Linked DNA regions of Homo sapiens: region 1 is linked to region 2. Evidence: read pairs that join two places in POLR2A ChIA-PET (ENCODE). Cell type or tissue: Panc1. All regions are shown on one strand. Links, peaks and the distances in the headings refer to the core of each region. The heading gives the core; the rest is flanking DNA.

What was found. ChIA-PET counts read pairs that join two places held together with the same protein. Peaks named below come from ENCODE experiments on the same cell type or tissue, not always from the same donor. Only the 100,000 strongest peaks of a DNase experiment are listed, where the experiment ranks them.
Region 1: POLR2A ChIA-PET joins it to region 2 with 8 read pairs; 3 of 35 experiments call an interaction of 5 or more read pairs at or near these places.

The regions. Positions count from the first base shown.
Region 1 is chr17:48,113,187-48,117,536 of GRCh38, reverse strand. It overlaps SNX11 (sorting nexin 11), which reads right to left. Exons shown (of 7, transcript NM_013323.3): 4 at 4,136-4,236. Among named protein-coding and RNA genes, the nearest start is that of SNX11, 7.6 kb to the right of the region's middle. In Panc1, for the core only: no CTCF peak of the experiment used is centred there; no DNase peak of the experiment used is centred there.
Region 2 is chr17:48,226,425-48,230,813 of GRCh38, reverse strand. All of the region lies in intron 4 of SKAP1 (src kinase associated phosphoprotein 1), which reads left to right. Among named protein-coding and RNA genes, the nearest start is that of SKAP1-AS2, 66 kb to the left of the region's middle. In Panc1, for the core only: a CTCF peak has its summit at 1,913 (motif pointing right); no DNase peak of the experiment used is centred there; H3K27ac peaks cover 333 bases; H3K27me3 peaks cover 625 bases.

The DNA of each region.
Region 1 (4,350 bases), core at 351-4,350, 110 kb after region 2:
GCCTGTAATCCCAGCACTTTGGGAGGCCGAGGTGGGTGGGGATCACGAGGTCAGAAAATCGAGACCATCCTGGCTAACACGGTGAAACCCCATCTCAACTAAAAAATAGAAAAAACTAGCCGGGCGTGGTGGCGGGCGCCTGTAGTCCCAACTACTCGGGAGGCTGAGGCAGGAGAATGGCGTGAACCTGGGAGGCGGAGCTTGCAGTGAGCTGAGATTGTACCCTTGCACTCCAGCCTGGGCAACAAGAGTGAAACTCTGTCTCAAAAAAAAAAAAATTAAATAAATAAATAAATAAAAATAAAAATACATAATTAGCCAGGCGTGGTGGCACATGCCTGTAATCCCCAGCTACTCGGGAGGCTGAGGCAGGGGAATCACTTAAACCTGGGAGGCGGAGGTTGTGGTGAGCTGAGATCAAGCCATTGCACTCCAGCCTGGGCAACAAGAGCGAAACTCCATCTCAAAAAAAAACAAAAAAGAGAAAAGAAAAGAAAATTAGTAGGGCATGGTGGTGCACCCCTGTAATCCCAGCTACTCAGGAGGCTGAGGAAGGAGAATCACTTGAACCTGTGAGGTGGAGGTTGCAGTGAGCCGAGATCGTGCCACTGCAAACACTCCAGCCTGCAGGATGAGACAGGAGCAAGACTCCATCTCAAAAAAAAAAAAAAGGCCGGGCGCAGTGGCTCACACCTGTAATAGCAGCACTTTGGGAGGACAAGGCACGTAGATCATGAGGTCAGGAGTTGGAGACCAGCCTGACCAAAATGGTGAAACCCCGACTCTACTAAAAATACAAAAATTAGCCAGCCGTGGTGGTGTACACCTGTAATCCCAACTGCTCAGGAGGCTGAGGCAGAAGAATCCCTTGAACCTGGGAGTTGCAGTGAGCCGAGATTGCACCACTACACTCTAGCCTGGGTGACAGAGCGAGACTCCGCCTCAGAAAAAAAAAAAAAAAGGAAAAAAGAAATCCACACCCACCATCAACTATTATTTTTAAAAAGGAAGAAACTGGAGTGGGACGCAGTGGCTCACAACTGTAATCCCAACAACTTGGGAGACTGAGGTAGGAGGATCACTTGAGGCCAAGGAGTTTGAGAGACCAGCCTGGGCAACAAAGTGAGACCTTTCTCTACAAAAAATACAAAAATTAGCTGAGCATGGTGGCACATACCTGTAGTCCCAGCTACTTGGGAGGCTGAAGTGGGAGAATCCCTTGACCCCAGGCGTTTGAGGCTGCTGAGGCTCACATTTTTTTGTAGTTGTTGTTGTTGTTTTTGAGACAGTCTCGCTCTGTCACCAGGCTGGAGTGCAGTGGCACAATCTCAGCTCACTGCAACCTCTGCCTCCCAGGTTCAAGCAATTCTCTGCCTCAGCCTCCTGAGTAGCTGGGATTACAGGCACCTGCCACCACACCCGGCTAGTTTTTTGTATTTTTAGTAGAGATGGGGTTTCACCATCTTGGCCAGGCTGGTCTTGAACTCCTGACCTCATGATCCACCTGCCTCAGCCTCCCAAAGTGCTGGGCGTGAGCCACCGCGACCGGCAGAGGCTCACTTAGCTAAGCTCTGTCTCAAAAAAAAAAAAAAAGAAAGAAAAAGAAAAACAAAACAAAAAAAAAACAGGCCAGGCTGGAGGATATAGGATTTGTCAGGGGAACGGAGTTTCACCTGGTTTATTAGGGCCTGCCCCAGGACAACAGCCTCATCAGTTCCACATGTTAACTAACTGACTTGGTCACTCAACAGGCCACCTATCACCACTGAGTATTCAGTGACCATCCTACAGCAAAATCACTGTTGTAATTCTCTCCACTTTCAGGACTTATTTGGCAGGTGGGTGTGAGGAGTAAATAATAACTGCCTTCCCTAGGCTCTCATATGTCTCTGGAAAAGGACCTCTGTATTAAAAGAGAAAAAAAAATCATTATTTTTACATGTGAAGTGGATGGAAACACTAGCTGTCAAATAAGTCCAGGTGCTTAAAATTTTCTGATAAGCAGATTTAAACTGTTTAAAATGTTAGCTGTATATTTGTTGAGCTCTAGACATATATGCATATAAAGAAAGAAAAATATTTTTGATGTTAGTATGGCTTTGTTAGGTAAAAATACTCGAAATTAGATTCTACTTTTTTCACTGACTTGAAAATATGATTTAAGAACATATATCTGGCCGGGTGCGGTGGCTCACGCCTGTAATCCCAGCACTTTGGGAGGCCGAGGCAGGCGGATTGCCTGAGGTTGGGAGTTCGAGACCAGCCTGGCTAGCATGGTAAAACCCTGTCACTACTAAAAACACAAAAATTAGCTGGGCGTGGGGGTAGGGACCTGTAATCCCAGCTACTCGGGAAGCTGAGGCAGGAGAATCGCTTGAACCCAGGAGGCTGAGGTAGCAGTGAGCCGAGATCACACCATTGTACTCCAGCCTGGGCAACAGAGTGAGACTCCGTCTCAAAAAAAAAAAAAAAGAAAAAAGGCGGAGCATGGTGGCTCACGTCTGTAATCCCAGCACTTTGGAAGGCCAAGGCAGGTGGATCATGAGGTCAGTTTAAGACCAGCCTGCCCAGGCTGGGCGCAGTGGCTCACACCTGTAATCCTAGCACTTTGGGAGGTGGAGATGGGTGGATTGCCTGAGCTCAGGAGTTCGACACCAGCCTGGGCAACGTGGTAAAACCTCATCTCTACTAAAATACAAAATAGTCAGCCAGGCGTGGTGGCAGGCGCCTGTAATCCCAGCTACTCGGAAGGCTGAGGCACAAAAATTGCTTGAGCCTGGGAGGTGGAGGGTGTCACTGCACTCCAGCCTGGGCAACAAAGTGAAACTCTGTCTCAAAAAAAAAAAAAAAAAGCAAAAAAAACCCAGCCTGGCCAAGATGGTAAAACCCCACCTCCACTAAAAATACAAAACATTAGCTGGGCATGGTGGTAACCCCCTGTAATTCCAGCTACTCGGGAGGCTGAGGCAGAGAACTGCTTGAACCCGGGAGGCGGAGGTTGCAGTAAGCCGAGATTGTACCACTGCACTCCAGCCTGGGCGACAGAGCGAGACTCCATCTCAAAAAAAAAAAAAAAAAAGAAGGCCTGGGCATGGTGCCTCACGCCTATAATCCTAGCAACTTTGGGAGGCTAAGGCAGGCAGATCACCTGAGGTTAGGAGTTCGAGACCAGCCTGACCAACATGGAGAAACCCCATCTCTACTAAAAATACAAAATTAGCCAGGAGTGGTGGCGCATGCCTGTAATCCCAGCTACTCAGGAGGCTGAGGCAGGAGAACCTCTTGAACCCGGGAGGTGGAGGTTGCGGTGAGCCGAGATCGCACCCAGGCAACAAGAGCAAAACTCAGTCTCAAAAAAAAAAAAAAAAGAACATATTTCCCAGCCAGGAGTGGTGGCTCACGCCTGTAATCCCAGCACTTTGGGAGGCCGAGACAGGTGGATCACTTGAGTCCAGGAATTTGAGACCAGCCTGGCCAACATGGACAAACCCCACCTCTACTAAAAATACAAAAATTAGGCAGGCATAGTGGTGGGCACCTGTAATCCCAGCTACTTGGGAGGCTGAGGCAGAGAGAATTGCTTCAACCTGGGAGGTGGAGGTTGCAGTGAGATGAGATCATGCCACTGCACTCCAGCCTGGGCAACAGAGCAAGACTCCATCTCAAAAAAAAAAAAAACATTATTTCCCAGCCGGGCCTGGTGGCTCACACCTGTAATCCCAACAATTTGGAAGGCCAAGGCAGGAGGACTGCTTGAGCCCAGGAGTTCAAGACCACCCTAGTAACATAGGGAGACCTCCATCTCTACAAAAATATTTTCCAAATTAGGCAAGTGTGGTGGCATGCACCTGTAGTCCCAGCCACTTGGGAAGCTGAGGTGGGAGGATTGCTAGAACCCAGGAGGTTGAGGCTGCAGTGAGCCATGATTGCACCACTGCACTCCAGCCTCTGTAACAAAGCAAGACCCTACATCAAAAAAAAAAAAAAACCCAAAAAACAAAAAAAGAAACAACATATTTCCCAATTTCCTTAGTGCCTGGTATGTTGCAAGTTCTCTTCATTGTCAACTCCAGTTCCTACATAAGCACCCAAAAAGCCAGTCACAGACCCAAGAAGGAAGCAAGAGCAAACTCACACCAAACCAGCATTTCTCTGTAGCTGCTTTCTCAGCCACACGAACTCACGGTAGCGGCGCCGCACACAGGAAGTCTTGGCAGTAAAGGCTTTGCTGTTGGTCTATACATGAAAGCACATGAAGTACATGAAAAGGGTTTAGTGGAAATAGACAAGTTCACATGAGCTCCCTATCATTGCTTTCACTGAGGAGCCATGCCATCAGGCCACAGACCT
Region 2 (4,389 bases), core at 269-4,268:
ATTTAGGATCTTACTTATAATTATATATGCTTACTCACTCATAAAACAATTTTTTTTGAGACAGGGTCTCACTCTGTCACCCAAGCTGCAGTGCAGTGGCATGATCGTGGCTCACCGTAGCCTCTATCTCCCCAGGCTCAGGGGATCCTCCCACCTCAGCCTCCCAAGTAGATGAGACTACAGGCACACACCACCACACCTGGCTAATTTTTTGTATTTTTTGTAAAGACAGGGTTTTGCCATGTTGCCCAGGCTGGTCTCACACTCCTGGCCTCAAGCGATCTGCCCACCTCAGCCTCCTAAAGTGCTAGGATTACAAGTGTGAGCCACTGCAACCGGCACATAAAACAAGATGATTATCTTCTTTGTGTATATGTTAGTGTAAATCACTTTTTGCCAGGCATGATCTTCCCTCTCCCCCATCAAGCAGTTCTGGAAGAATCTGCAGAAAGACACCTTTGAGTTTAACACAAAACAAAGCTTTGTTGATGCTTTAACCTAGTATGGACAAGAAAAGACATCCTGGAAGGCTGTCATGTGGACAGCAAGTTCTAAGAAACAGGTTACACAAGAACATTGCCTGGTTTATTATTTTTAATTTAATGAACATTGTTCCTGTAAAAATTGCAGGGCAGATATTACAGGAAATCAACATCTTTTTTTAGCCCTAGAGCAGACAGCCCAGTAATGGCCATGGCTGGACAAGTATGCCTGACCTGCATTCTAACCAAAGGGGCATTGTTGAAAAGTGAGAAGGATTTTTCAGTTCAAGGTCTGAGCCTGGATGCTCTGCCCTTCTAACAGAGACTGTCAGCATGGAGGCGAATTTTGAAACTAAGTTTTGTGATGTGTGCACTTTCCACTAAAAACTGGACCAAGCCCAAGACTCATTTCTCAGGGTTTCCTATCCAAGCACAAGATGAGGAATGGTCTTTGGTCATTACCACTTGGTTTGGAATAGCCCAGAGGTGAAAGAGTTGCTATTAGATTTCATTAATCTGAAGAACACTGTTTAGGTTAAAATGTCTTCTTGCTGTTATAATTGGAGAGGGTGACATTGGTGTTTAGCACCAGCCAAAATATATAAACTCAAGATTAAGGAGAAAAAAGTTATGAGTTGAACCTGTGAGTTTAAAAAAACTGCAAATATTTTATTTATTTTTTATGTATATTTTATTTATTTATTTATTTTTGAGACAGAGTCTCACTCTGTCACCCAGGCTGGAGTGCAGTGGCATGATCTCAGCTCACTGCAACCTCTGCCTCCTGGGTTTAAGCAATTCTCCTGCCTCAGCCTCCCGAGTAGCTGAGATTACAGTCACCCACCACAACGCCCAGCTAATTTTTGTATTTTTAGTAGAGATGAGGTTTAACCATCTTGGCCAGGCTAGTCACAAACTCCTGACCTCAGGCGATCTGCCCACCTCGTCCTCCCAAAATGCTGGGATTACAGGTGTGAGCCACCACGCCAGGCCCGCAAATGTTTTATGATGACAAAAAAAGGTTTAGTACTGCTAACTTAACTGATGCTTCTAGGTAGTTGATGATCATCATTCTCTTGCTTTATTTCCAAGTCTACGTAATAAAAACAAAAATAAATAAAATTTTCATATTAAAGCTTCAGAACCCTAAGTTGAAAAAAGAGATTCATACTTAACCGCAGGTCTTTTGGGTGCCTACAATGTGTCAGACATGGTGCTAAGTGTTGGGTGTAAAGAGAGTAGGATCCAGACCTCACCCTCAGGGATGCACGACCAAGAGTACAGAGACTCACTCCAGACCTGAAGGCAGTGCTGAGAAGAGGCAGAGAGGTCTCCTCTCTGAGCTGAGCATCAGATGTTAAACTGTGGTGTCTTTCCTTATCTGCCCCAGCTCTTACCCCACCTGCCTGTAGAGGGCCCTGTGCCAGCAAACCACAGGGTTCTATTAGGAATCCCACCACAGTGTCAGCTCCTTTAGCCCAGCTCTGTGGTGCCTAGTTCTCTCTTCAGTTTTCCAAAATGCCTAGGACCTGGCCCAAAACCCCAGGCACTAAACAAAAAGGCTTAACTGAGCTCTGGCAGTCACTAGCTGTATAGTTTGAGCAAATTACTTAAACTCTGTATCCCTCAGTTTCTTCATTCATAAAATGGGAAAACGCCTACATCATAAGGTTGTTTTGAAACCTGAATGAGTTGATACATGTAAAGCACTTAGAACAGCAACTGATACATAAGTGGAGTCTAATAAATGCTCACCAGGCTATTTCCTCAGTTCTAACACAAAACCTAATACAAGGCTTAAATTATTCAAGGCCCACCTTTGCTATCTATTGGGTATGATTTGAGAATTTAACACAATACTGCAGCAATATTTGAATAATGCTCCAAAAGCAGAAACCAACCTATAGAAGCATCTATGATTAGCTCTGGTCAGATGTCAGAAAACATTTCAGGCTATTCAAGTGTCAGTGCTCTCTATGGGAGGTTTATTAACAATACAGATGTTCTATATTGCGTTTTTTAGTGAGACACAAATACACGGTGTGAAAAAATTAAGTATTTTAGAGACAGACTTTTTATTGGTGTATTAGAAAGATTTCTCATGCTCATTCAATCTCTCTATCTCTCTATCTCTCTTTGTCTTTCTCTCTCTCTCTCTCACACACACCCTACCCCACCCCCACATCTTATATAATTATGTTTCCTGCAATCTTAACAATACTGAATTACATCAGTGTTTCTCTATGCATAAGCCTGCAACTTAATTGTAGATATTAAATATATGTCATAATATCTCTGCTACTTATTAGTGATCAGGATATACACAGAAATACACCTTGAAATGAATGAGAGACTTTGTAGCTCCAATATTTTTATTTATTTAACCAACATTTACATAGTGCATATTGTGTTCCAGACACAGTTCTAAGCACTATTTAGCAGTAATTCATTTTATCCTCGTAACAACCTTATAAGATAAAACTGAAACACAGAGAAATTGATCAGTTCGCTGAAGTCTCACAGCTGGTAAGGGTTGGAACCTGGATTCAGAGCAGGCTCTCTGGCTGCAGAGTCCATGTTCTTCACCACCACTCTCTACTAGCCAGTCAACTTCATTTCTTTCAGACCCCACAATAAAAATAAAAATGAGCTTCTCTTTGAGACTATGTTATGGAATCTCCCCTTGATAAAAAATTCCAAAATGCCAATCCTCTCTGCATTCTATAAAATTCTAAAATTCTTTTATTTTCCACTAGAGGTAAAGAATTCTAAAATTCTTAACACAAGGTGTTAGTGCTCAATTGGCATTAATTAGTGGCTATGATGATGCATAAAATTTAGGTTTTAAAACATTTTTCAGTCCCTTTCTGTACTGAGCTGGAGCTTGAGTGATGGGGTGCCCAGACAGAAACCAAGAAAGATCCAAGAATCTTAGGACAGAGAAGGAGCCATGAACTCATGTAGTCTAGCCTACCCATTCTGCAGACCAAACTGCAGATAAATCAAATGACTTGCTCATCATTGCAGAACTACTTTGTGTCAGTGCTAGGACTAGCGCACAGAACAAGAATAAACAGGGGCAGTTTAGGAAATAGTCTTTCTGGAAACTCTTAATTTTTCCCAAGCCCTAGAGCTCTTTTTTTATACCATGTTCCCTCTCCATTCACAGAAACTGAAGTAAAACTTGAGATATCATGCCAGTCCTGGAAGTCAGAGTAGTGAAAAGTCCAGAATCCAAGTTAAGTAGGGCTTGAAGAATTCACCTGTGCCAGAATTCAAAGCAAGCTCAATAACCAAAACTAGAGAGCCAAGCTAAGGTCAAGCCAAGAGGAAGATACACTAAAGGGTGAGGCAAGACAGGAAGCTCAAGTCCAGGCAAACTGGAAGGTATGGAGTTAGGAAGAGGTAATTGGAATCGCAACAACCTGCCCATTTCAAACCCCACAGATGTTTAAGAATGTCTCAAACTTGGTGGAGGGTGCGAGCTCACCCTAAATAGCACATCCCTTTTGAATAAATTAAGCATCAAGTTTACCATGCAGACTGTATGGAATTTTTCAAGATCAAAACCACCAAAATCAAGTTAAATGTCCACTTCAAAAAAAATAGGCAAGATTATGAGTTACTGCAACTCATCTGATAGATCTATGCACAGTAAGCTTGTTAGCATCTTACTTTATCTGCCAGTGAAGACTGGAGGACTGAGCTGATTCAGCTGGGAATTGAACCTGTGGTTCCAGGAAGTCTAGATATTTCAAACCTCATACTTAGTCCATTAAGATATCCCCTCCAAGAACATAATGTAGTTAAAGTAGACTTAGATATCTTTAATACAGAGAGTGGATTTTATTTCCACTTTGGGAATTTCTGATCCATAATAGAGATATAGATGAAACTTACCTACAAT